Linked DNA regions of Mus musculus: all the other regions are linked to region 2. Evidence: chromatin loops called from intact Hi-C (ENCODE). Cell type or tissue: gastrocnemius. All regions are shown on one strand.

Region 1 (8,000 bases), 97 kb before region 2:
GCTAGGTGGACAGTCACTTATGCAACCCCAGTCACATACACAGACATGGCAAGGAACACACAACCACCGTCATATACACTGCCTTCCCAGAGGTCCAGCCCCACAGGCACGATGTGACTTCAAATACAATGGCAGTCGCACACCCAGAGTCGCAATGAACACAGTACAAAAATCAGACATAAGCACAACATTGTGTCACACATGGTCAGAGTCACAATTCTACTTACACACAGTTACAGCTCCACCCACATCTTCAGTCAGCCACACAGAAGTCCAACCTCAAACCCAACACAGATGTTGACACATACCAAGGTACATACACACAGGGTCTCACAAAAAGACATATGCATATCTATTTAAACACAGTCTAAAAAGTACAGGAGTCTGAACAGTGAACGGCTGCCATCACATCCACGGTCACACACACACACACACACACACACACACCAGACATCACCACATCCAACCACAAGCATGCAGGCAGACAACGCAGGATACCTCATCCTTGCCAGCTGTAATGCAAGCACACACACAGCTACAGTCACACAAACACCAGATCACACTTCTAGCCACATCCCCAACCCTTACACACACACACACACACACACACACACACACAACCACACAAAGCCGCTGGTCACCACAGAGGCTACAGACAGGTTTCCACCCGTCTCTGGGGAGCCGCCCCCAGCCCAGGCTGAATCCTGGAGCCTGGGGGGCAAGGGAAAGCTGAGCATTGTCTCCGGGTGGGGCCTCTCTTAGACGCTGAGCAGCCCTAGGGACAAAAGGGGTGGCCTAGGAGACCAATGTCTTGAGACCCCTGACTAAGCATGGGGTGGAGGTGGGGTAGGGGAATGCCTGAAATTCTCCTTATTTTATTCACGCTGGGGTGGAGTTTCAGACACAGAGACCTTGTTCTGAGAAGGGGATTTGCCTGGGACACCGCCCAAGGGCTTGGGGGGACAGGCTGGATCCAGGACCCCAGGGAGTAGACAGTACTTGGAAACCGCCCCCCCATCCCCCAGAGCCTTAGCCTTGGCAGCTCTATCCAGGGACTTCATCTTCAAGACATCGCCCAGGGGGCTGTTGTGCTCAAAGAAACCCTCTAGCAGGGAAGAGTACTGATTTTGTCTGGAATCGGCTCAGTTAAGGCCTCAGCTTGATAAAGGGGACCGTATCCGGACCCTGAACGCCAAACCTTGCCCAGGGAGTTTTACCTAGAATTTATGTAGCCCTGTCCATGATTTGGGGGGAATCTGTATTCCAGGATCCCTATTTTCAGGGCCTTCGCAGAGATGGCCTGTGCTGGACCAGACCCCAGTCTGGCAGGTTTGGGATTGCCAGGAACCTGTTCCCGGACCCCCACCCAGGACCACCCTTTCCAGCCTTGGCATCTTCTCTCCATCCGGGCGCTGCTGCCGCCTCCCACCCTTCGCCACATCAGCAGCGGCGCCGCCCCCGGCCCGAGCCCCCCGAGCCCGCCCTTCTCACGCTGGCCGCCGCGCTGCGGGACATCCAGGGCCCGGGCGCCCCCGCCTCCCGCGGCCCCGGTTGGGCCCGGCTTCCCGAGTGCTGCTGCTGCTGTGGTGGCGGCGGCTCGGTCTGACGCGGGCCCGGCCCGGGGCCGGCGGCTGGTGCGGGATGCAAGCGCGCGAGCCAGCTCGGCTCCCGGGAGGATTCCGTTCCGGGGGCGGGGGAGCATCCCTCCCTCGGCGCCCCGCCCCGACCCCGCCCATTGGCCCGCCGCCTGCTGTATATGCAAAAGATAACCCCGCCCTCCCGCAGACCACGCCCCCACATAAACACTACCGGGTCTCCTCCCAAGCAAAGGCCGGCCCGCCCCGCCCCTTGGTCTGGCCTTGCGGGAACCTGCACGCATCCCTAGAGGAGTGCCTCTCAGGTTGAGGCGCAGGTTCTATTTGCTTCCATAACCCCTGACCTCAGATCCCCTATGGTTCTGCTTCTGAAGAATTGCTTTGGGAGGCGCCTCGTCCTCAAATCTTGCTTAACCCCACGGTTCTCCCAGCCCGGCGGGGGCGGGCAGAAGCGGTGACGAGGCACTTTTTGCAGGCGAGGGGAGGGGAGAGGAGGGGAAGGAAAAGAAACAGACCCTGGAGTCCTGGAGGGAGATCACTCTGGCTTGCGAGAAGTGGGCATTGGGTTAGACCAGGTCCTAGTTCTGGACTCAGCTGCACCCCTACCCCTGTCCTGTAGGTTTGGCAGAGCAGCTGTTAGGGGCATTAGGGCCCATTAGCAAAGGCGAGGTTGTCAGGAACAGGAGGGAGCCTGAAGCTGGGGGGTGGGGGGGGGGGCGAGTATGTGATAGAAGGGTACTTCTCAGCTGCCACAGCCCTTGGAGCAGGTGGTCAGCACGTGGGGGGGGGGGCGGAGGAGGTTCCCTGCAACAGATGGCCCTAGACAAGGGGGTGGGGTGGGGGGTCTGGCCATCTGCACCTGGAGCTGCCTGTGAGCTCCTCCCCCTTAGCACAGAGAGAAAAGAACTGGGGGCAGGGAAAGGGTGCCTTTATTCGGAGGAAAGGATCAGCACCCACCCCCACCCTCCAATACACAGGCTGGAACCCGGGAAGAAGGCAGCTGGTAGAGGAGCAAGGGAGGCAAAGGTGAGGACCGCCCCCAACAGCCACCATCTCCCCTGCAGATCCTGGAAGACCTGGGGCCGAGGGGCGTCTCCTTCACATGAGAGTGGACCCAAGGCTCACTTAGATGGTGGCAGGATTCTGCTGGCTCCTAGCCTCAGAATTCAAGGTTGCTCACTTAGGATCAGGGAGCTAACTCCAGGGGCCCAAAGATCCAAGGCAAGAAACTAGGTTCTGGAGACCAAGAAAGAGGAGGAGGGGACTGCCTGCTGTGGAGCTGGTATCCCTGGATGGAATCTGTCATGGTGGGGTCGGCAGGGAGGTCCCTAGTCAGGAGGCTGCTGGCAGCGGCAGTGTCTGGCGACTGGCCCAGTAGCGGTGGTAGGTATCTTGGAAGAGGTCCCGGCAGGCGATGTGGGCGTGGAGACGGGCACAGGCTAAGAAAGCCCCAGCTAGCTTGCGGTGTAGAGCATAGGTCTCCTCAGGCGGTGGGCGCAGCCGGTGCCGAAGCAATACCGGGATGAGGCCCTGTATTCGGCGAGCAGTCTCTCCAGCCCCAAAGTCGTAGGGGCCTGAGGCAGCAAAGGGCTCCCCCAGGATCATCACTGCCTCGACGTGGGCGTCAGAGAATGCCTAGGGTGGGGATGGCAGATGCATCCAGACGGACATAATGTCCTCTGATTACTTCTGAAGAGGCAAGCTGCAAGGGCTGCCGCGTGACTCACTCACTGGTAGAGCTTGCCTAGAATTCACCAGTGAGGGCCTAGGGGGCGTGGCTCAGTGCTGGAAGGTTGGCATTACTGGCCCAAGATCCCCTGGGAGTTGTAAGTAGTCACCCCCTACCCACAGCACCCCCTGTCTCCAGGAGCCCCTGCTTTCTTCAGGCAAGTAACCCCTCTATTCCTCAAACCCAGGATCTCTAGAATAGATAAATAGTGCCTCCCCCACTTAGTGGCAGCACCCTCCATTTCACCCCGGGGCTCCTCAGTATAAGCTAGTGCATTTAGTAATCTCACTGCCCTGGGATAGAAGTCTCTACCTCCCCCCAGATCCCCACCCTTTCTCCAGTTGTTTACTAGAGCTATGCGGCTCATCTGTTCCCAAAAGAAAACACAGCCACAAACAAACCAGCTCCCTTCTGCTCAGGGGCAACCAACCTTGGTTTCAAAGCCTGTAAGGAACTTGAGGTCCTGGGATTTCTGTAGAACTCGATCTCTGTCTCCATCTGCTGCAGCCTTCACCACCTGGAATGTCAGAGGGCAAAGCCCACCGTGGGTCAAGGGAGGCTTGGGGTTCTGGTTTTTGCTTTGGGGCAGAGTCTGATACAGCCTACACTATCTCGGACTCACTGTGTAGCTGATAACCAGGAACTCCTGATCTTCCTGCCCCCACTAGCCCGGATTTAAAGGCTTAGGGGTCTGTACCATCACACCAGGCTACAAGGGAGGGCCTAGATAATAGGAAATACTAGCCAGAAGGGTAGAGCAGTACTTATATCTACCTACCTAGTACTCAGGAGGCAGGGTCACTATTATGAGTTCAAAGCCAGCCTGGACTACCAAGGAACACTGTTAAGGAGAGGGGGGAGGGAGAGAAGTGGGGAGGAGATACTTTGCCCAACCTGGGTCACCTTTTTCTCTACCTGGGTACACTCTGTCACCTAGAAGCTTCCCTCCCCCTACTCTGTCCCTGCTCTATCTCCCTCTGGAGAGCCTGCAGGAGGAAATGGTCAGGGGCTCTGTCATCCAGTGGGAATGCAGACCTGCCTGGAAGCTGCCACATGGGTGGCCCAGAGTAGAGTGTCACATCTGTTTATGGCTCCAGACACTAGACAAGGATGGAATGGCATCCTAGGTTGCCCGAGGGCCATCCTCCCCCTTGGACTTTGAGCTGGGTGCAGCGGCACTGGCCATGAGACAAGGCACTCAGGATGCTTGCTGCAGAGCTCAGTTCCTGTCCAGTCCTGCAGAGGGAGGCATTGAAGCACCACAGCTCCCTTGGCTTTAGAGACTCTAGAGAAACTGTAGCTGGGCCTCTGCCTTCTCATCTGTGGAATGGGTTCTGCATGGGGTCACTGTGTGGCCTCAGCACTGTGACTGAAAAGGAAGTATCTGTCGCACTGGGGACTACTTTTGCTGTCACTGGGTGCCAGGGTCCCTGTGCAGAAGAGGCAGGCTCAGAGCAGGGAGAGGAAGGAACCTGTCCAGCCCCGACACACTGTACCACACTGCCTTTGGGAGGTGGCCCGGGACGGATCTATCAATTCTATTATAGGTTCCCCTGCCTGTGACTTGTCTGGGCATCTGTTAGGGTTCCATAGAAATGGGCTGATTTTCTTTTTCTTTTTTTAAAGGGAGTTCAGCTGATAAAGGTGCTGACAAGTCAGATGACCTAAATTTGGTCCTCAGGCCCCACTGATTCCGGCAGATTTTCCCCTGACCTCCCAATGTGTCCCCACGGTGCATGAGGGCATGTGTGTACACACTTAAAGACGAACAAGCAAACAAATAAATCAGGTCTCCATATGAAGCCCAGGCTGGTCTTGAACTTATGACTCCTGCCCTGTTTGAGCACCCCAAGCACTCTGATTATAGGCCATCCCATCCATCTAAAACTTGTTTGTTTTTGTTTTAATTAGAAGAGGTTAAGGTGACCCAAGTTTTGGGAAGACAATGTTGATAAGAGATAGGGCGGTTCAAGTACTTGTGGAGGCCTTGGCTTTGTGCCTCAATGTCCTATGTGCGCGTGAGTGTGGGGTGTGGGCATGGTATTATATGTCACTGGGTCTTTGTCCTTATCAACAGCTAGAGGTGCTCTTAAAAGTTTTCAGGCCAGAGCCTTCAGCCTTGTCTCAGACATTTTTCTCCTGTCTTCAAGGCCATTTTCGCCATGGCCCTATGTCTACAGGGTCTCCCTCCAGGGGGCTCCTCTGTAACTTCTCACAGCTCCTCTGGGCTCAGGAGGTGAGAACGCCTACTCCAGAGGGGCCCAAGGCAGGGCCCAGGATGTCTTGGCTCCACCCAACTCCTGCCTGTCTAATCAGAATACAAGTTTCCTTCAGGCCCCTGTGTGAAGGACAAAGAAGGGCTCTTGGTGCCCTGCTTTCTGACGGATATGAGCCCTTATGGGCGTTGGGTGCTGAGGTTCGGTGTGGCAGTTTGGAAAAGCATGGCTGACAGGCTCGTATGTTTGAATACTGAACACTTGGCCCCAGTTGGTAGAACTGTTTGAGAAGGACTAGGAGATGTGGTCTTGTTGGAGGAAGTGTGTTACTGGGGCATGACTTTGAGGTTTCAAAAGCCCACACCAGGCTGGGCTAGCTCTCTCTGCCTCCTGCCTGGAGATCAAATAGGAGCTCTTGGTTACTGCTACAGAGCTAACCTGGGTGCTGTCATCCTCCTGCCTCCATGGTCATGGACTCACCCCAGCACATGCTTTCTTTTACAAGTGGCCTCAGTCATGATGTCTCCTCACAGCACGAGGACCGTGACTAAGACCCTGGTCCTCTGTATGACCAGCAAGTGCTCTTAACCACTGAGCCAGCTCTCTGGCCCCTAAATGACCATTTGTCCTCGGAAGCACCACCATGCACAAGGGATCTTCCTAACTCCCTCTGTGGTCATTTGAGAATGGCCCCCATAAGCTCATATACTTGATGCTTGGTCATCAGAGAGTGGAACTCTTCGAAAGGATTAGAAAGATTAAGAGATGGCTCAGCAGGTAAGAGCACTGACTGCTCTTCCGAAGGTCCTGAGTTCAAATCCCAGCAACCACATGGTGGCTCACAACCACCCGTAATGAGACCTGATGCCCTCTTCTGGTGCATCTGAAGACAGTCACAATGCACTTAGATATAATAATAAATAAATCTTTGGGCCGGAGTGAGCAGGGACTGAGTGAGCGGGGCTGACCAGAGCAAGCAGAGTTTCTAAATCCAATTCCCAGCAACCACATAGGCTCACAACCATCTGTACAGCTACAGTGTGCTCACATACATAAATAAGTAAATCTTTAAAAAAAAAAGATTAAGAGATGTTGTCAGAGTAGGTGTGACCTTGTCGGAAGAAACATGTCACGTCACACAGGGGTGGGTGGGGTGTGGATTGACATGTCAAAAGCCCATGCCAGGCCCTGTCTCTCTGTCTCTGTTTGTGGATCAGCATTTAGCTCAAACACACCTGTTGCCCCATGCTTCCTGCCATGATAATAGACCAAGCCCTTGGAGCAGTGGTTCCTGCCATGATACGTTTATCTGGATATCCGTTTAGCCTCTTCCTGATTGGTCCTGTGCATCTCTCAGCTCTCAGTTCAATGTCTCCTCCTCCAGAAAGCCTTCCTTGAATCCTCAAGCTGGGACAGGTTCCTCTAGATTTTTACAATGCCTTCCATTCCCTCAGCCTAGCCCTGAGTCCTCCGTGCCCTTACTGCCTGTGGTGGTTTGTGTATGCTTAGCCCAGGGAGCGGCACTATTAGGAGGTGTAGCCTTGTGGGAGGAAGTGTGACATTGTGAGGGTGGATCGATCATGAGACCCTCCTCCTATCATCCTGCAAGTCAGTTTCTTCTCCTGGCTACCTTGGATCAAGATGTAGAAGTCTTCTCCAGCACCATGCCTGCCTGCGTAAGAGTTGCCTTGGTCATGTCTCTTTGCAGCAATGGAAACCCTTAACTAAGACACTGTCCCACTGCTGTGGCACACAAACTGAACTCTGTCACTAGTATCATCCAGAAGAGAGCTGGGCACCAATGGGCAGTCAGAGAATGTCGGACTGACAACTAGATAGATGAATGGAAAGCCCAAGCTGTGCAGACACAGAGGCTGTGTAGACACAGAAGCTGTGTAGACACAGGTGGGCTGGTCTGTGCAGCCGCTGCCACTGACTGACTTAGGAGGGAGAAAGGGAGGGACAAAGCCGGGGAGGGAGCATCCCCTGAGAGTGCCAGCTTCCTGTGAGGTGCAGGCTGCACGCCGAGGCCCTGGCCAGGGTGGCCCAGACCACCTGCCACTCACAGGCCTGTTGGATTGGACAGTCTGTCTCTAAGCTCGCCTGTCCATAATGGGGCTCCAAGTGGCCATGGCCACTTTCTTTCTGTTTTCTTTTTAAATTTTTATTTATTTAATGTATGAGTGCTCTGCTGCATATATATCTGCAAGCCTGAAGAGGGCACAAGTTCTCTCTAAAGATGGTTGTGAGCCACCATTGGTTGCTGGGAATTGAACTCAGGATCTCTGGAAGAGCAGCCATCTCTCCAGCCCCAGCCCTGGCCACTTTCAATCAGATGGTACTTGTAATATTACTAAGTGGTGGGAGTCGCTAGTTGTTAATACTGTTATTATACTAGAGTCTGGCCTGGAGCTCACAGGTTCACCTGCCTCCTCCTCCTCCTCCTCAGTGCATGGCAGC
Region 2 (8,000 bases):
TTTGCAGGAGGGAAGTCAGTGGGGACACCAGGAGAGCTGAGCACCCAGGGACTGGGACATAGCTTTGTAGCCTCAGAGGATGAGAAAGCTGGTTCAAGTGCCTGGCTACTCAAGCAATTTGGGAAAGCAATTTAAAGGGATAGGTGGGGCCTCCTCCCACCTGTGTTAGTGACAGGACCTGAGCTAGGACTGTGGAGGGCTAAGAGTCAGGTTCTTTTAAGTGGCTCTTATCCCTCGGGAGGAAAGAACAGGTCAGATTGGTCAGAGGGACAGAGGGAGCTATAGCCCAAGCACTCTACATGGCAACTCCATGCTCTCCCACTTACAAAGGAAGGGCCACATGTAGCCTCCCTTACTGTGTTCGAGAGTTGTGACTGGGGGGTATTGAAGTGATCTGAGGCAGTGGCAGTGAGGAGACCGGCCAGAAGTGTGGCCTTGACCAGTAGTAACCTAGCCTAGGTCATTCCTGAGCAGAGCTCTTCCTCTGCCTTTCCCTTCCCTTCTTTCCCTGTCTCTTCTCTGTGGACTTGTAGCTGGAGGAATTGACTGGCATCAGGGTGAGCAGAGGGATCCCCAGGGAGGGTCCAGCTAGTGTAGTTTGCCCCTTTAATTGTAGCTTGGAGGCAGGGCCTGCTGTCTGACTGAGTCACTGGCTTCTGATAATGCTGTGTGTGGCATGGTATGGTCCTTGGTACATTATTCCAATAGCGGTGATTCCGGCATCCTGGAGAGTAAGTTTCTTTGTCACTCTACTGCTGTCCCTGTGGTTGAAACTTTTCCTTGGGGGGGGGGGCGGGGTGTCGCTGTTGAGAGCAGCACTTTGATACTGCAGGTAGAACCCTGGGTACTCTGGCTTGGCCCAGAGCTTCTTGGACAGCCACCTAGATGCTGCGTCCTGAGCAGTAGTGAGGTGAGACAAGTCCACCAGAGACCACCACATAGACACTCTTAAAGCCCAAAAGGTTTCATTGCTGCCTGTCAGCTGCGTGCAGAGCTTGCCTAGATCATGCAACCCTGAGCCTTACAGCTGTGTGTCTTTTATGCACAAACAGCATGTTCTGGTTGGCACATTTCAGTTTAGAAAGAAGCAGAACTACAGAAGCCAAGACAGAAGAGCAAGGTTGGTGCATTTAGGATTTTCTTGGAACCATGGGCTACATCTTTGTTCTGTTCTGACAGGTATTGGGTCTCTTATATGCTAGGTTTTGAGGTCAGGACAGTTCCCCTAACATGATGCTAGTTGTGCTAAGGTCTAGGGACCTGTTAAAATAACACAGACAGGATTGCAGGCTTTGAGGTGGGGAGAAGGTAGGTGTGTTGAGGCTTGGAGCAGAGGGAGAGTCAGAACTTGCAGGCCGGTGGTCTTGGCCCTATGGTGGGGATTGTACTTTTCCGGGTGTGTAGTGCTGTGCGGGGATTGATTAAAGGTAGTACAGCACTGTCTGCTGTCCCCATCAGTTCGAAGAACCTGCTTGAGCCCTGATTGGATTTCCAGCTCAGGAGGCCTTGCCCATCTCTAATCAGTGACTCATTGCTTCCAAGCCACCAGGCCATAGCCACATGCTTTCCTCCCAGTGAGTGGTTGCCTAGAGGGCCATCCCATCTGCAGAAGTCATGCAGGGAAGACTTGCCCTCCTGAGCTCAGAGGCCAGGTTTTCTCCCTGGGGACCTTGTCACTTACTGTACCCTGGTAGTGAAGCTCATTACTGCTGTGTGGCCTTACTAAGGCTCTTTCCCAAAGTAGGGTGTGTGCTGGGTCGGGTGTATAGATGGGATGCAGGGAGGGCTTCAGTGTGCCAGCGGGGTGAACCCTGGGGTCAGTGGGTAGAGGAGAGTCTTGAGAGGAGGATGTAGGGCTGAAGTAACCTTCATGGAGTGCTGGGTAAGCCTCCTATTTCAGCAACACACATTGATGGGTCTGATTAGGAGTGGTTTTCTATGGTTGTCTTGTTGGGCTAGGTTGGACCCAAAAGTGTAGCTGAGCATTGTCAGGGAACCCCAGCTTGCAGAGTAGTACCTGAGTGGCAGGATCAAGAGAGATGGTTGCTGACTGGGCAAAAGCCAAAGGGTTCTCATGCTAACTACTTCACTTTGCTTACTGTGAACTCTCCCAATGGAGTTGCACTGGGGCGACTCTGACTTTGTAACGTTTCAGCTTGTGCTTCAGTTCTCTGTCCTGGAGCAGCAGGCGCTGTATCTTTGCAGATGCACACAATTTAGTTCAGTTCTCAGCATCCTGTCAAGTGGCGTTACCTCGAGTGGGGAACTTAATTTCCTTCCCCAGTGCCACAGCTCATTTGGCTACAGAGACTTGGCCCTGCATATTGGGTCTGCAGAGGTGGCTGGGCCTTGTCTGTTAGCTTCCTGGTAACAAATACCCTCAGGCCCTGGCTGTCTGGTTGAGAGACAGGGAAAATCTGGAACCCTAAGGCAGCCCTGTGCCACAGACATGAGACCTGGTGGAGGCCTGCCTCTGAGATGTTGTTAATGGGCGGTGCTTATCAACTCCATTTTACAGAGGGGTAGGTGAGGCCTATTGGAGGACTGGGGATGGCAGCAGTGTGCAGCATGCTTGGAGCTGGAGTTCTAGGTCAGGTTCCTGTCCTATATTCACGGGACAGATCCTGTAGCTGGAGACTGTAGTCAAGTGTGGTCAAGTCAGCATGACTTCACAGTGGAGTCACCTGAGAGAACCTTGAAAAAAAAAATCTAGGCTGTACCTTCTTCGAACCCTAACAGAACTAACTCGAAGAGGCTCCAGACTCAAGGAGCCTCCATATCTCAAAACTTAGGAGATTCTGTGCTCTCACTGAGTACTTGAAGCCAGCCTTAAAGCTTGCATGCTTAGTGCTGGATCACAGGTGTGTACCACACACCACTACACATGGCTAAGGTTAGGATCTCTCTAACAAGCACAAACCATCATTTACACATTGAGTCCCTCTGGTTCTAGAGTGGGGATGGAGGTGGGAGTGTGGCTTGTTGAAGCAAAAGAGCTTAGATTTCTGTGAACTTGAGGATGGAATCTGGCTGAAGGAGGACAAAGGTCTCTTGGGTTGGAACTCCCTCTGCCTGGTCTCAGTAAACCACCTTTCTCCATTTCTACCAGGCCATGGTGGCGTGTTATCCAGGCAATGGGCTCGGGTACGTGAGGCATGTTGACAATCCCCACGGCGATGGGCGCTGCATCACCTGTATCTATTACCTGAATCAGAACTGGGATGTTAAGGTAGGGTTTGGGGTTGGGATGGTATGCTTATGTTCCAGCTGGGATCCTGCCCTCCACTCCTCAGCTCACAGGGCAGTGACATCTGCTGGCTCCTCTTTAGCTGACTGTGGGCCCTCCCTCTTTTCCGGGAATGGTGCCGTCTGCTTAGCCCCACCCAGACTTGTACATTCTCCCCCTTTTCCTGTCTTTAGTAGCTTCCTGCCCATCTCCATGGCAATGTAGACTCTGGGCTGTCATTCATTTTAAGGGCCTGAGTGTTGGGAGGGAGTGATGTGTGCTGGCGCTGCGCCCCCTGGTGGGCACATGGGTGCGGTGTAAGACAGGCTACAGGCTTCACCAGTAGACTCATCTGGCCTGCCCCCAGGTGCATGGCGGCCTGCTGCAGATCTTCCCCGAGGGTCGGCCAGTGGTAGCCAACATCGAGCCACTCTTTGACCGGTTGCTCATTTTCTGGTCTGACCGACGGAACCCACATGAGGTGAAGCCAGCCTATGCCACCAGGTATGACCTGTACTTTAGGGATTGTCCAGCTGCTTCCCCTGTGCCAAACATTTCTTAGCTTGTCCCCAGTCCCCAGAGTTGACAGGGGAGTGATGAGATGCTGAGAGGGCCTAAGTGGGACCTGCAAGGGTGGAGGTGTCAGCTGAGGTGGCTCTAGAATGGCAGAAAAGTCATTCTGACTGCCCAATTTTTCAGGTACGCCATCACTGTCTGGTATTTTGATGCCAAGGAACGGGCAGCAGCCAGAGACAAGTATCAGCTAGGTACGTGCTTTCTTCCTTTGTCCTTCCTAGTCCCTGTGTGCTGCCAGGTCCTTAGCCTTTCTTACCCCCTTGGGTGCTGAGAGTGGTTCCCAGGGCCTTTGCCACACTAGGCCAGCACTGCCGCCAGCCCGCTCCCACAGGTCTTTCTCACCAGTCCCTTTGCCCAGTTCTTGCCTACTTTCCTGGTATCCCCTACCTGAGACCCATTTTTTTTTTTTTTCTGTTAATGTTCTCCCCATCTTCGCAGGTTTCTTTTGGCTTCTTTGTCCCTTCCTAGTGATTCACAATTTCTTGTCTTCCTCTCATCCTCAGCATCGGGACAGAAAGGTGTTCAAGTACCAGTATCACAGCCAACTACACCTACCTAATGGCCAGCCCCAGAGCTGCGTGGACCAGCAGCAGCTCCTGCCTCAGTGCCCGCTCCTTTCCTGCCACTGCTGCTGCTTCTGGCTTGCCTCTGTACTGTGTGGTGTGGAGGGCACTAAGTATCACTGAGGAGCAACAAGGAGAGACCTCTGCTGCCCCGTGAGCGAGCGGTGCTGGGTTTTGACCTGGGCAGTGGCCAGTGTGGCTGGCGGTCATGACTGGTGGCTGTGTCTGGTCCGTTGAGTGTAGAGCTGAGAAGAGGCAGGATTTGGGGTTGAGGTGAGTCATGGCCTCTTGCTGGAAAGGTGTGTTGGGGTGTGGGTGTCATCTCACCCTCGTCCCCACTCCTCCGGCCTGGAATGTGAAGTGACTCCCCAGCCCCTTTGGCTGTGGCAGTGTATGGACTGGGCTGCCACTGTCTGGGCAGAGTAGGGTGCCATGACGAGCATGGGTATGGAGGTTCTGCCAGCCAAGAAATAAAAGTTTACCTCAGAGCTGCACACACTTGTATTCCTCTCTGTAAAGAGATTTACACATACAGTTAGGGCAGGTAAGGATATCAGGGCCACTGAGATCACCAGTGAAGCCCAAGCTCAGCGGGCCACCAAGCGGAGCTGGAAGGCTGGGGGCACATTACCCAGACCAGTACACTGTGGGTTAAGGTTGATGTTGGCAGGACTTCCCACAGGGAGCAGGGAGAACTTCTGCAGGATAGCCGTCAGGAAGAGGAAGATCTCGGAACGGGCTAGGCCAGCACCCAGGCACATCCGCTTTCCTGTGGGTGTGGGTGCAGGTGTGGGATGAGCAAGCCCCTGCCAGTCCCCCAGTGCTAGCCACTCAGGTCCCCTCCCTCCTACCCCAGACCTAAGGCAAAGGGCATGAAGGCATCGTTGTTCTGGAACTCGCCATGGTCATCCAGGAAATTGGTGGGATTGAAATGGTCAGGGTCCTTGAATTGGGTGGGATCCCGGTGTGCAGACACAAGTAGGGGAATCACGAATGTGCCCTGTGGGTAAAACAGTGTGACCCACAGACTTGAGTGTGAGCCCCTCACCCAGACTCTTTCTGTTGTTGGCACCTAACACAGGGCCCTGCGGTGCTGGGCAAGTGATCTCACATAGCTACACCCCAGCCCCTAAGGTGGTTGGCAGAGCCTGGGAGGGAGCCCCAGGTACTGGTTGTGTTAGCCCTCACCGAACCTAGTCTCTGAATTGTCCCCTTCTCCCCAGTGCAGAATTCCCAGGCTCCATGTGCACCTTGTGCAGGAAGTGGTTCTTGAGGTTTACGTCTCGGGTGAGGGCCCGGGGCAGCCCCAGTGGTAGCACACTGATGAAACGCTGGATCTCATGTAGCACCGCATTGGTGTAAGGCAAGCGGGCACGGTCCTCTATTCTAGGGGCCCAGGTCCGACCTACAGTGGCGTCCAGCTCCTCTTGCACCTTGGCTGCGGTCATTGGAGGCTTTGAGTTGTGCTTTACTGAGATCCCACCCCAGCCACCCTCTCTTCACTTAGGGGGAGGGGAGGGATGGACCCAGTTCTCAAACCTGCCACCTCAGGGTACTTGAGCATAATGAGGAGCCCATAACGTAGAGTAGTGCTTGTGGTTTCAGTGCCACCAAAGAAAAGATCGTGAGTAGTCATCACCAGTGTCTCATCCTGGAAATGGCTTTCCAGGTCCTGCTGTTCCTGGGAATGGACAGAGGTGCTCTAATGCCTGCTGCTTGGCAGGGTGGGTATGGTTAAGGGTAGCAGGGACTGGTACCTTATCCATTTGGTCGAGGAAACAATCAATGAAGTCACGGGGTTCCCCAGTCTGTCGTGACTGCCAGTGCCACTGAATTTGCTCAGAGATGAAGAGTCGGAGCTCTTGGAAGTTTTTAAATATTCGGTTGTGGGGCCCAGGGATCCAGTCCATGAAGGATGGGAACATATTATATATCTGGAGAGACAGGGTTCTCTCCTTTCCTCTGCTCCACACCTCTCCTCCCCTCCCCTCTCCTTTTCCTTCCTTCCTTCCTTCCTTCCTTCCTTCCTTCCTTCCTTCCTTCCTTCCTTCCTTCCTTCCTTCCTTCCTTCCTTCCTTCCTTCCTCCCTCCCTCCCTCCCTCCCTCCCTCCCTCCTCTCTCTCTCTCTCTCTCTCTCTCTCTCTCTCTCTCTCTCTCTCTCTCTCTCTCTCTCTTATTCCCACTATCCTTGGCTAACCTGGAACTTTATATGTAGACCAGGCTGGCCTCAAATTAGATTCTCCTGCCTCTGCCTTCCCAGTACTGGGATCAAAGGCATGTGCCATCATACCCTGCTGAAATGGTCTTAATAGGGCCCTGGACAAGGCCATGGTTTCTTTGTGGAAAAATTAAATCAGGACTTTGTGTGTTGTAGAACTTTGTCATTAAATCTGTAGCCACTGTAGGTAGGGCTATGCCCCTGGAATTTGGCACAAGGCTGCATGTAAAATGAGAAATTGGAGCCCATCCTCTCACCTCAGCCCATCGGGAACTCATGATACAGAAATTGTCACTGAAGAGGTTTAGGAGCCTCCGGAACTCTGGGTCCCCATAGTCATAGCGCTTTCCGAAAACCACAGTACAAATGACATTGGATACAGCACTATCCAGTAGCTGCTGGGGGTCAAATGGAGCTCCTGGGGGGTGAGAGCAGCTCTGAGTAATCAAGCTGTGGTCCCCTAAAAGTGACATTTAGTAAGATCTGCAGAGGAGACCCTCGTCCTCAAGCCTCTAGCACCCTCACACAGAAGCTGTGTCCCTCCTCCACATAGCTCCATCCATCCCCCCCTTCCCCCCCACCCCCGACCCCAAACCAGGTGGTTATGCTTTCCCTGCCAGACCACACCCATGGTAGCTTGAAATTCATCCAGCACACATGCTGCCTCCTCCAGGATGCGATCCTCAATGGTACTCCTACCCACGCCAAGCTCCCTCAGCACTCCAAGTGCAAAGTTGCGAAGCGAGTGCCAACGCGGCCCGTTAGAAAACACTATGCCTACAGTGGGAACCAAAAAAAAAAAAAAAAAGAGTTGGCCACGCTGGGCCTAGTCGCTCGCTTCCTTGCCGCTCTAAGGATGACTTCTTACTGCTTTGCACTTCCCAGACCATATGCCAAGCACCTCAGCTGAAACCACGCAGCCTGACATCTTTGAGGGTAGGATCCCTGACCAGCTCTTAGGGCTTAGGAATTTAGGCTGCTATTGGTTACATTGTGAACCTCTACTGGACCCCAGGCCTAATAGCTCGTCCTCATTAGCACCATTCTTTATTAGGCACCTCCCATTTTGCTCGGCTTCACTGGTCCTTAGACCAAGTTGAGGGGTCTAGTACTCACTTCCACCCACCCTGGGCCTCACCGTTTCCGCAGGTGAAGCGATCGAAGACAGCCATGGCCCCGCGGCCGGAGAACGCATCTGCTTGCAGTACTAATGCATCTCGGAGCGCCTCATAGCCGCACAGCACCACTGCAGGGAGCGGGCCCAGCCATACAGTGAACACTGGGCCCCAGTGGCTGGAGAGCTATGGGAAGTGCCATGGAGACCTCAGAGCTCTCATCTTCCTTAGATCCCAAAGTTTCCGTCTCATGCCCTCATTCTACAGGTCTAGTTCTAAACCGCCCCTCACTTTTCAGACCC
Region 3 (8,000 bases), 120 kb before region 2:
CAGCGGGTTTGCCTTCTAGTGCCGCCCACTGGGCCTCGAAGGGGTCCAACTCAGGGGCAGGGGCAGGCGCTGGCTCTGGGGGCCAGGGAGCCCCATTGGGGCGCGGACGGGCCTGGCCCCCAGGGGCACTGGGTGCAGCAGGTGGGGGGAAGGCCCCAGCTTTTCCAAGCAGTGTGGCAGGTTGGGGCTGGAGCTGGGCAGCTGAGCAGAAGGCGTTGGCTACCATCTGTGAAGGTGTGATGCCCACCACAGGCACCCGGGGCATTGGTGGATAACCCAGACCTGGGTAGGCGGGCACAAACGGAGGCTGCATATGTGTGGGCGGCAGGAAAACAGCCACTTGGGCAGCTGCAGTGTCAAAGGGCCCCACTGGGGCAGAAAAGGGTTGAAGGGTGGGGGCCATGGTGGGCATTGGTGGCACGGAGGTGGCTTGCTGCTGCTGTTGTTGCTGCTGCTGCTGTTGCTGTTGCTGCTGGGCCTTAGCCACCTGGGACACTTCCTCCAACCATCGCTCAGCCTCAGAGGGTGTCCGCTTGTGCCCAGGCTGGAAGGCAGCTGCAGCGGGTACGGAGGGCTCACCCCAGGCAGAAGTCCCTGGAGAGAGGGTAGTGAAGGGTACAGGTTGCCATGAAGAATCCCAGGCTAGGAGTCAGGGTGGCCTGGAGATCAGAGCCCAGGTTCTACGAGGAGGCTGTCTCTGAATCCCAGCCCTCACCCGCTGTCCTGACCTTTGGCCAGGTGACTTAACTCCTAACAGGTGTGCAGTGAGGAGACCCTACAGTTCTGAGCCTCGGCAGCCCCTGATGAAATGTGTAACCAGATCAATGCTTTCATTGCTTGACATCCACACAGCCCTCTGCCCGTCACTGGCCAGTGCTGTGTCTGATGCTAACAATTCTAAATGTCACCTTAATTCTAGCATTTCTTTTCCAATCTTTTTTTTTTTTTTTTTTTTTTTTTTTTGGTTTTTTGAGACAGGGTTTCTTTATGTAGGCTGGCCTAGTATTTCTTTTAAAAGGGAATTTTATTTTATATGCATTGGTATTTTTGCCTACATGTATGGGTCTCTGAGAGGGTGTTAGATAACCTGGAACTAAAGTTAAACACAGTTATAAGCTGCCATACGGGTGCTGGGACTTGAACCCAGGTCCTCTGGCAGAGTAGGCAGTGCACTTAGCTGCTGGGCCATCTCTCCAGCCTCAATTCTAGTGTTTCTAGTATTTTCAGAGGCTAAGTTTCTATGACAGCACATGTCTTCCCCAGATTGCACTACCCTAACGCAGGAAGATCCTACTGCCTCAAGTTTGTACTTTGCTAAGGCTCTGGGGTTACTTTCTTTTTTTAAGATTTATTTATTTATTCTATGTATGTGAGTACACTGTCGCTGTCTTCAGACACATCAGAAGAGGGCATCAGATCCCATTACAGATGGTTGTGAGCCACCATGTGGTTGCTGGGAATTGAACTCAGGACCTCTGGAAGAGCATCAGTGCTTCTAACTACTGAGCCACCTGTTCAGCCCATAAGATGATTTCTAATTCTACATTGGTCCCACAGTCCTAAGGCAATACAGTGGTTCTAAAGTGGTCCCACAACTGTGAGACAATCCACAGGTCACAGGCTCTAACCCTGGGCCACCCCAGATATCTAGGATTTCCAAGATGGCCTTTCATGGGCAAAGGAAAGACAGAAATGAGGGACTCCTCAGTGGAAGGGCTTACCTGTTGTGGCAGGTGGTGGCCCTGACGCTGGGGCCCCAGCGCTGGCGAAAGACGAGCTGATCTGTGTGCACAGAGCATTGATGCCATCGCTGTCCCCGGTACCAGGAGGCTCCATCTCAGGCACTGTGAGGTCACAGAATGGTGGAGGTGAGAAAGAGGCTCTGCTGCAACCCTGCCTTTCCTCTGGGTCTTCAGGACACCTGTATGGCCTGGACTCCTTGTCTTCCAGAGGTACATAGGTCACTAAAATAACTGGGCGCATGGATGTGTGTGACAAGAGAGCAGTGTAACAGTAAAAGCCAGTAGGTGGCATCTGATAACCGATGGCCATGGGAATCCCAAACCAGGATCTCAAGATCTAAGTGCACCCAAGCAGAAGAGACTCTGAAGACGACTGACAATGTGCATTAATTAAACAGTGCGTTCTAGCCCGGTGTGGTGGCGCAAACCTTTAATCCCAGCACTCGGGAGGCAGAGGTAGGTGGATTTCTGAGTTCGAGGCCAGCCTGGTCTACAGAGTGAGTTCCAGGACAGCCACACTGATGCTCACTTGTTGGGGATCATATATCCTACGATGTGGTAGAGGAATAAGCCGCCGGCCACCTCCCCAGCCCGGCCTAACACATGCATCATCATGGTGGAGATGTCATTATGCCAGCAAGACAGGGGACCTAGAACAGGCATGGTTCTCAGAAGAGACTTGAAGGAGTGGAGACACCATTCAGATAAGCCACAGACTGGCATGGTGGCATGTGGAGCTCTTTCACTGATTTCTATGAGAGCTTCATGGACACATGCAGTTCTCATAAAAAGGGGCAATGCAGGGTCTGAGGGTGTGACCTCCAAGTGTGATAGAGGTTCAGATGTGTGCTGTCCCTTGAGATCTTCCTATGCAATGCAGCTACGTGTTTGTGTGAATCTGCATGTGGGGAGTTTCTGGGTTTGTGTGAAGCTAAGAGTATGTGGCATTTTAAGTGTATAAATCTGTGCACATGATTTTCTGAGTCCATACTCTGGTGTATGTGTGGCGTCAGAGTGCACGTGACTTCTGCACACATGGAACTCTGAGTGTGTGACGTCCAGTGTCTGCGGCGTGGATGTCAGAATGTGAATTTTCAGTGTGGCCATTCATTCTTGAGTGAGTGTGCAACTGGCCACAGGAGTGTAAGGCTCCAGACTGAGCCTGGGGAGCCATCCCAAGCTCACGCATGACAACTCGCGTGTGTCTGATGTCAGGTTGTGCGTGGCCAGCAAATGTGCAGGTGCGTGACAGCCAGCCTAGGAGTGCCGCCGGACACGGGACCATTCTCAGTATGCACTGTCACCCCCTCTGAGCCTGACAGAAATGAACCAACACCCTCCCACACCCATCTCCACAGCCATGGCAGCCGGGGGTCCCACGCACACGTGGGAGCAGTAGCAAGGGTCCGACTCATGGTTTTCAAGACCTCTGCACAGTCCTCTTGTCTGGTTCCCTATGGCAACAGCGTGGTGTTGTACCAAGTCTTTCATCTCCCTGGCCCACAGCACACGTGTCTTTCACAGACATGATCTTGCTAGGTAGCCCAGGCTGGCCTTGGAATCATGAGCCTTTTGCCTTTGGGGTGCTGGAATACTGGTATGTACCAGCATATTTCGCTCAGGTATTTTTTTTAGATTACAACAGAGAGCACCTCTTTTCTTTCCCTGGCCCATGACAGACATTACTAATCAAACCCAATGCTCCCCACCATTCCACCTCCATTGTGCTCTTTGCTTACTGTGCCCATTACTTGGACAGATCTTGTAATTCCATTGTTCAAGATCTGGATCCATTGTTCAAGATCTCCTTTAGGCAAACACAGACCATACTGTGGCTTTCTTCTCTGCCTGGCCCATGGCAAGTTTTGCTAATTAACTGTGTGACCCACTCCCACACTCCATAAGGACCTCTAGGCTCATAGCACAAATCAGGATATCATGATGTATGCTACCCCTCTCCCTGACCAAGGCAGACATTGTTAATCTATTCCAATCCTCGCTTTCCCTAAGCCAGAGCAATCATTCTAACATTCATTTGATACATGTTATAGATCTATTGATCAAATGTTTGGAAAGAGCACTAAATAATTAATGGTGCTTTCATCCTGGGCAAAAATAAAAAAGACATCCATGTTGCCTCTCTTCTTCTTTTAAAGATTTAATTATTTTATGTTAAGAGTGTTCTATCTGCATGTACAGCTGCATGCCAGAAGAGGGCACCAGATCACACTATAGACAGTTGTGAGCCACTGTGCGGTAACTGAGACTTGAACTCAGGACCTCTGGAAGAGTACCCTGTGCTCTTAACTGTTGAGCCATCTTTCCCTTGCCCATGGTAGATTTGCCTGCCCGAGGCAGATAAAATGTGTGCCACCTTGCCTGCTTCCCTGAATAACGGCAGACATTATTAGCTGATCTTGACTGTACTACATTTCTATCCTTTACCCACAGCAGGCATGACTTATCAATCACGATTTGTGCAAGCGGCTCTTCTATTCTTTGCTCATGGCCGACCTTGTTAATCATCAGATGGTCCATGTGTTTAACCTTTTGCCCCCAGGCAGCAGACAGTGCTAATCAATCACAGTGTATCCCATCTCTCCTCTGTCCCTGGCCCCCATCAGATTGTGCAGATTGACTTTGATGCTCCTTCTTGCTGACCCCAGGGCTCACCTGTGCCCTTCACCTGGAAGTCCGTGCGGCGCTGCAGTGTTGATGGCAGCTCATTCAACCGTAGGCTCAGCTGACGTTTGAAAGGTGAGTTCTTCTGACTGAGGGCAGGGAACCCACGAAAGGAGCCCTGGCGAACCAGCTGCTCCAGAGGTGCGTGGCGCCGGGGAATGGCAGCAGCAGTGGTGCCTGCAGCCACTGGGGTGCCCGCCTCTCCCTTCTCTCCAGGGGATGTGGTGGCTGGTGTCGGAGAAACGTGCCCAGGCTGGGCAGGTCCAGGAGCCACAGCAGGAGCAGCTGCTGCTTCGGCTAGAGACACAAGAGACGGACACATTTGCTAGTTTCCTTAATTAAGACATTGAAACCAGACCCAACTGGTCTTGTGTTTATAGAGCTGAGGATGGATCCCAGGGTATTATTGTGTATACTAGCTGAACAGTCTATGCCGAGCTATAGCCCAGACCCAGACTGGAGGATTCTAAGAAAGTAATTTGCTTTTACTTTTGTCCCTAACTCCCACTGGGACAAGGATTCTCTGTGCAGGCCAGGTTGTCCCGGAACTCATTCTGTAGACCTGGATGGTCTTGAACTCAGAGATCTTGCCTGTCTGCCTCTGCTGGGATTAAAGGAGTACACCAATACCCAGCTAAGAAAGTACTTTAGCACTGAGCCACGCCCCCAGCTCCTCACTGGAGAATACTAGGCGTGAGTTCCACCCCTGAGCCACTCCCACAACCTGTCACTGGGGCACTCCAGGCAGGGGCTCTACCGCTGAGCCACACCCTCAGCTCCTGAGTTCTATGAAATACCCTACCACTGAACTAAAATTCGGCCCTACCTGGCCCTTTTAGTCACCCCGGTGTTACCTTGTCACACCACACATCCTGTCCTCAAAACAGGATAGCCACGACTTTGAAAAGTTCATGATTCCCACCAAGCTAAGACCACTTCCTCTGTAGGCTGCTGGGGGAATCGTTCTCTGGCCTGGCCCTCCATTTCTAACTTTCTAGCCTGCTCCATTTCGGCTGCTCTCATTCCCCCTTGCCCACTCTCTCCTTTCCTAACAATTTACATTCACTTAGCACATGAACCTCTACAAGACAAGGCTCAGGAGCCGTGCAAACTCAGGAACCGTGCAAGCATTAACTCATCCAATTCATACAACCATTCATGCGGTCAAGACTATCACTATTTTACAGGTATGAAAGCTGAGAGGAGGGGCTGGTGAGATGGCTCAGCGGTTAAGAGCACTAACTGCTCTTCCGGAGGTCCTGAGTTCTCAGCAACCACATGGTGGCTCACAACCATGTGTAATGAGAAACCGTTTGTTTCTCAAAAACAACAACAACAACAAGAAAGCTGAGAGGACTGACTGACGTCATCTCTGGAGTCCACCTGCCCTTCCCGGTGGTCTGATCTGTCTTTTTCTGCTTCCCCGCTTCTCCTTTTCTATTCTCTGCTATTCTGTCTCCCTCAAGGATGTCTCCCTCTCTGTGCCTTTCTCCAGCTGCGACTAGTGACGCTAGACTTGGCTTGGCTCACTTTATCCTTTCCGAATCTTTCCAATTCCTTCTAACCCCTCAGCCTGGGTTCTCTCCACCCTGGGACTGTTCCTTGCCCTCTGCAAAACCTTGGGACGCTACACTTCAAACTGCAGGCTCTTCAAGGGCAGGTTACCTTCCCTCCCACAAATACACACTGCCTGCCTTCAAACCAGAGCCTCACCACAGCGATAGCTGGGATACCTCAGCTACTCTGGGGGCTTCTATTCCATCTTCCAGCATGAGGTAACAGGCCTGGCCTGGTGCCATGGCAGCACCCTGGGACAGGCTGGAAACAGGAAATGACCTTCTTTCCCACCTCAGTGCTGTGTTACTTCAAAAGTCCCCTGCCCTCTCTGGGCTGGTGTCCCTGGGCTACCTCCCCCAGGGCTTCCTGAAAGATCAGTGCAGGCAGAACTGAGTTCAGTGTGTGCGCCAGCCTCTGCTGCCAGGCTAGGTGCGCTAATCATGAAAGATGGTGTCACTGGCTGGGAGTCAGCTGGTAGCACAATGAGTGTGAGAGTCAGTAAGGCTGACAGGCCGACCTCATGGTAAACTCCCCTCTGCCTGTGGGAACGGTGAAGGGCTTTCTCCAGCGCTGCTGGGTCTGTCCCTGGAAATCAGAACCGTTTTGCATACAGTTCCCATCGTAAACAATCCTGGCATCTGACAACAATCTTCATGCCTTTTGGAAGTTATTTAATCTTTATTTTTATTTTATGTGTGGGTGTTTTGCCTGTGCACCATGTGTGTGTGGTGTCTTGGGAGGCCAGAAAAGGGTATTGGATACCCTGGAACAGGACATAGAGATACTTGTGAGCCATTATGTGTGTGCTGAAAATCGAACCTAGGTCCAAGGGATAGAGGCTACAACAAGAACCTATTTTTTGTTTGTTTTTGAGACAGGGTCTCACTAGGTAGGCCTGGCTGTCCTGGAACTCACTCTGTAGATCGGGCTGGCCTTGAACTCACAGAGTTCCACCTGCCTCTGCCTCTGAGTGCTGGGGTTAAGGGTTTGGGACAGCACATCATCTGCTTCACTGACTTCCTGACTTAGACAACAGAATGTGTTATGGTAAGCGTCGCGTCCCCTCCACCCTCCACCCCCTCCCCCATCTGTAGAATACTAAGAATATTGAGATTTGCTCTGCAAACCTTACCAACCCTGGCCACTGGCGCCCTAAACACTCACTCCTCAGCGGGGATCCCTAGATGCACATGTGCGCCCCCTGTTGGCCCGCAGCACCCACCTTTCTTCTTGTCCCCTGCCTCGCGCTCCGCAGGCCGCCCGCCCCCCGACAGGCGGAAGGAGCCCTCACGGGCAAAGCTGGTGCGACTGGCGTCGAAGGCGGCGGTGACTCCGCATTCCTTCTCCCGTCGCTGCTTCCTCTCCAGGCAGGCGGCGAACGCGCAGCCCACAGCATGGCTCAGCCTCTCACCCTGCAGGAGAGGTGGCCTGGTTAGAAATGTTGCCCGGACATGAACGGAGGAGAGATGTGCGCCCCCTGCAGGTTGGATGTCTACAGCAAGGGGACTCCCTAAAGGCAGCGGCACATGGATCTCTTTGAGTTTGAGGCCAGCCTGGTCTACCGAGCTAGTTCCAGAAGAGCCTGGGCTACATAGTGAGACCTTGTCTCAACAAACAAAACAAAACAAAACAAAACAAAAGCCAAACCAAAAAAATGAAAAAGAAGAAAGAAACAAAACAAAACAAAACAAAACTAAGGTGTAAAGTGATAAGACTCTTAGCTGACCCTTAGTTTCTACAAGCATTTGTACACACACACACACACACACACACACACACACACACACACACACCACAAAATATAACCACATAGGTACAATGTACCTATTCTGGGAATAAAAAACACTGCTAAAGGGGCTGGTGAGATGGCTCAGTGGGTAAAAGCACCCGACTGCTCTTCCGAAGGTCCAGAGTTCAAATCCCAGCAACCACATGGTGGCTTACAACCATCCGTAATGAGATCTGATGCCCTCTTCTGGAGTGTCTGAAGACAGCTACAGTGTACTTATATATAATAAA

Evidence for each region. Hi-C counts contacts between places; a loop is a spot of excess contacts. Peaks named below come from ENCODE experiments on the same cell type or tissue, not always from the same donor. Only the 100,000 strongest peaks of a DNase experiment are listed, where the experiment ranks them.
Region 1: a loop joins it to region 2, with 2.3 times the contacts of the local background. A loop is called at or near these places in 2 of 42 quality-filtered maps.
Region 3: a loop joins it to region 2, with 5 times the contacts of the local background. A loop is called at or near these places in 9 of 42 quality-filtered maps.

Annotation. Positions count from the first base shown.
Region 1 is chr7:27,252,453-27,260,452 of GRCm38, reverse strand. It overlaps Coq8b (coenzyme Q8B), which reads right to left. Exons shown (of 15, transcript NM_133770.2): 14 at 3,755-3,841; 15 at 2,504-3,230. The coding sequence ends at 2,928. It overlaps Numbl (numb-like), which reads right to left and starts at 1,692. Exons shown (of 10, transcript NM_010950.2): 1 at 1,492-1,692. The coding sequence starts at 1,515. In gastrocnemius, a CTCF peak has its summit at 4,560 (motif pointing right); DNase peaks (open chromatin) are centred at 2,398, 2,976, 3,306, 4,617 and 4 more places; H3K4me3 peaks cover 3,279 bases; H3K27ac peaks cover 3,401 bases.
Region 2 is chr7:27,155,517-27,163,516 of GRCm38, reverse strand. It overlaps Cyp2t4 (cytochrome P450, family 2, subfamily t, polypeptide 4), which reads right to left. Exons shown (of 10, transcript NM_001100184.1): 3 at 7,722-7,884; 4 at 7,211-7,360; 5 at 6,841-7,001; 6 at 6,123-6,299; 7 at 5,905-6,046; 8 at 5,616-5,803; 9 at 5,224-5,365; 10 at 4,953-5,134. The coding sequence ends at 4,953. Egln2 (egl-9 family hypoxia-inducible factor 2) reads left to right here. Exons shown (of 6, transcript NM_053208.4): 3 at 3,110-3,229; 4 at 3,594-3,730; 5 at 3,926-3,993; 6 at 4,306-4,859. The coding sequence ends at 4,361. Among named protein-coding and RNA genes, the nearest start is that of Cyp2t4, 5.8 kb to the right of the region's middle. In gastrocnemius, a CTCF peak has its summit at 3,524 (motif pointing left); DNase peaks (open chromatin) are centred at 3,520, 7,268 and 7,800; H3K4me3 peaks cover 2,971 bases; H3K27ac peaks cover 3,800 bases.
Region 3 is chr7:27,273,348-27,281,347 of GRCm38, reverse strand. Numbl (numb-like) reads right to left here. Exons shown (of 10, transcript NM_010950.2): 7 at 7,204-7,393; 8 at 4,416-4,721; 9 at 1,722-1,844; 10 at 1-594. Among named protein-coding and RNA genes, the nearest start is that of Numbl, 19 kb to the right of the region's middle. In gastrocnemius, CTCF peaks have their summits at 3,959 (motif pointing right) and 7,464 (motif pointing left); DNase peaks (open chromatin) are centred at 6,224, 7,250 and 7,412.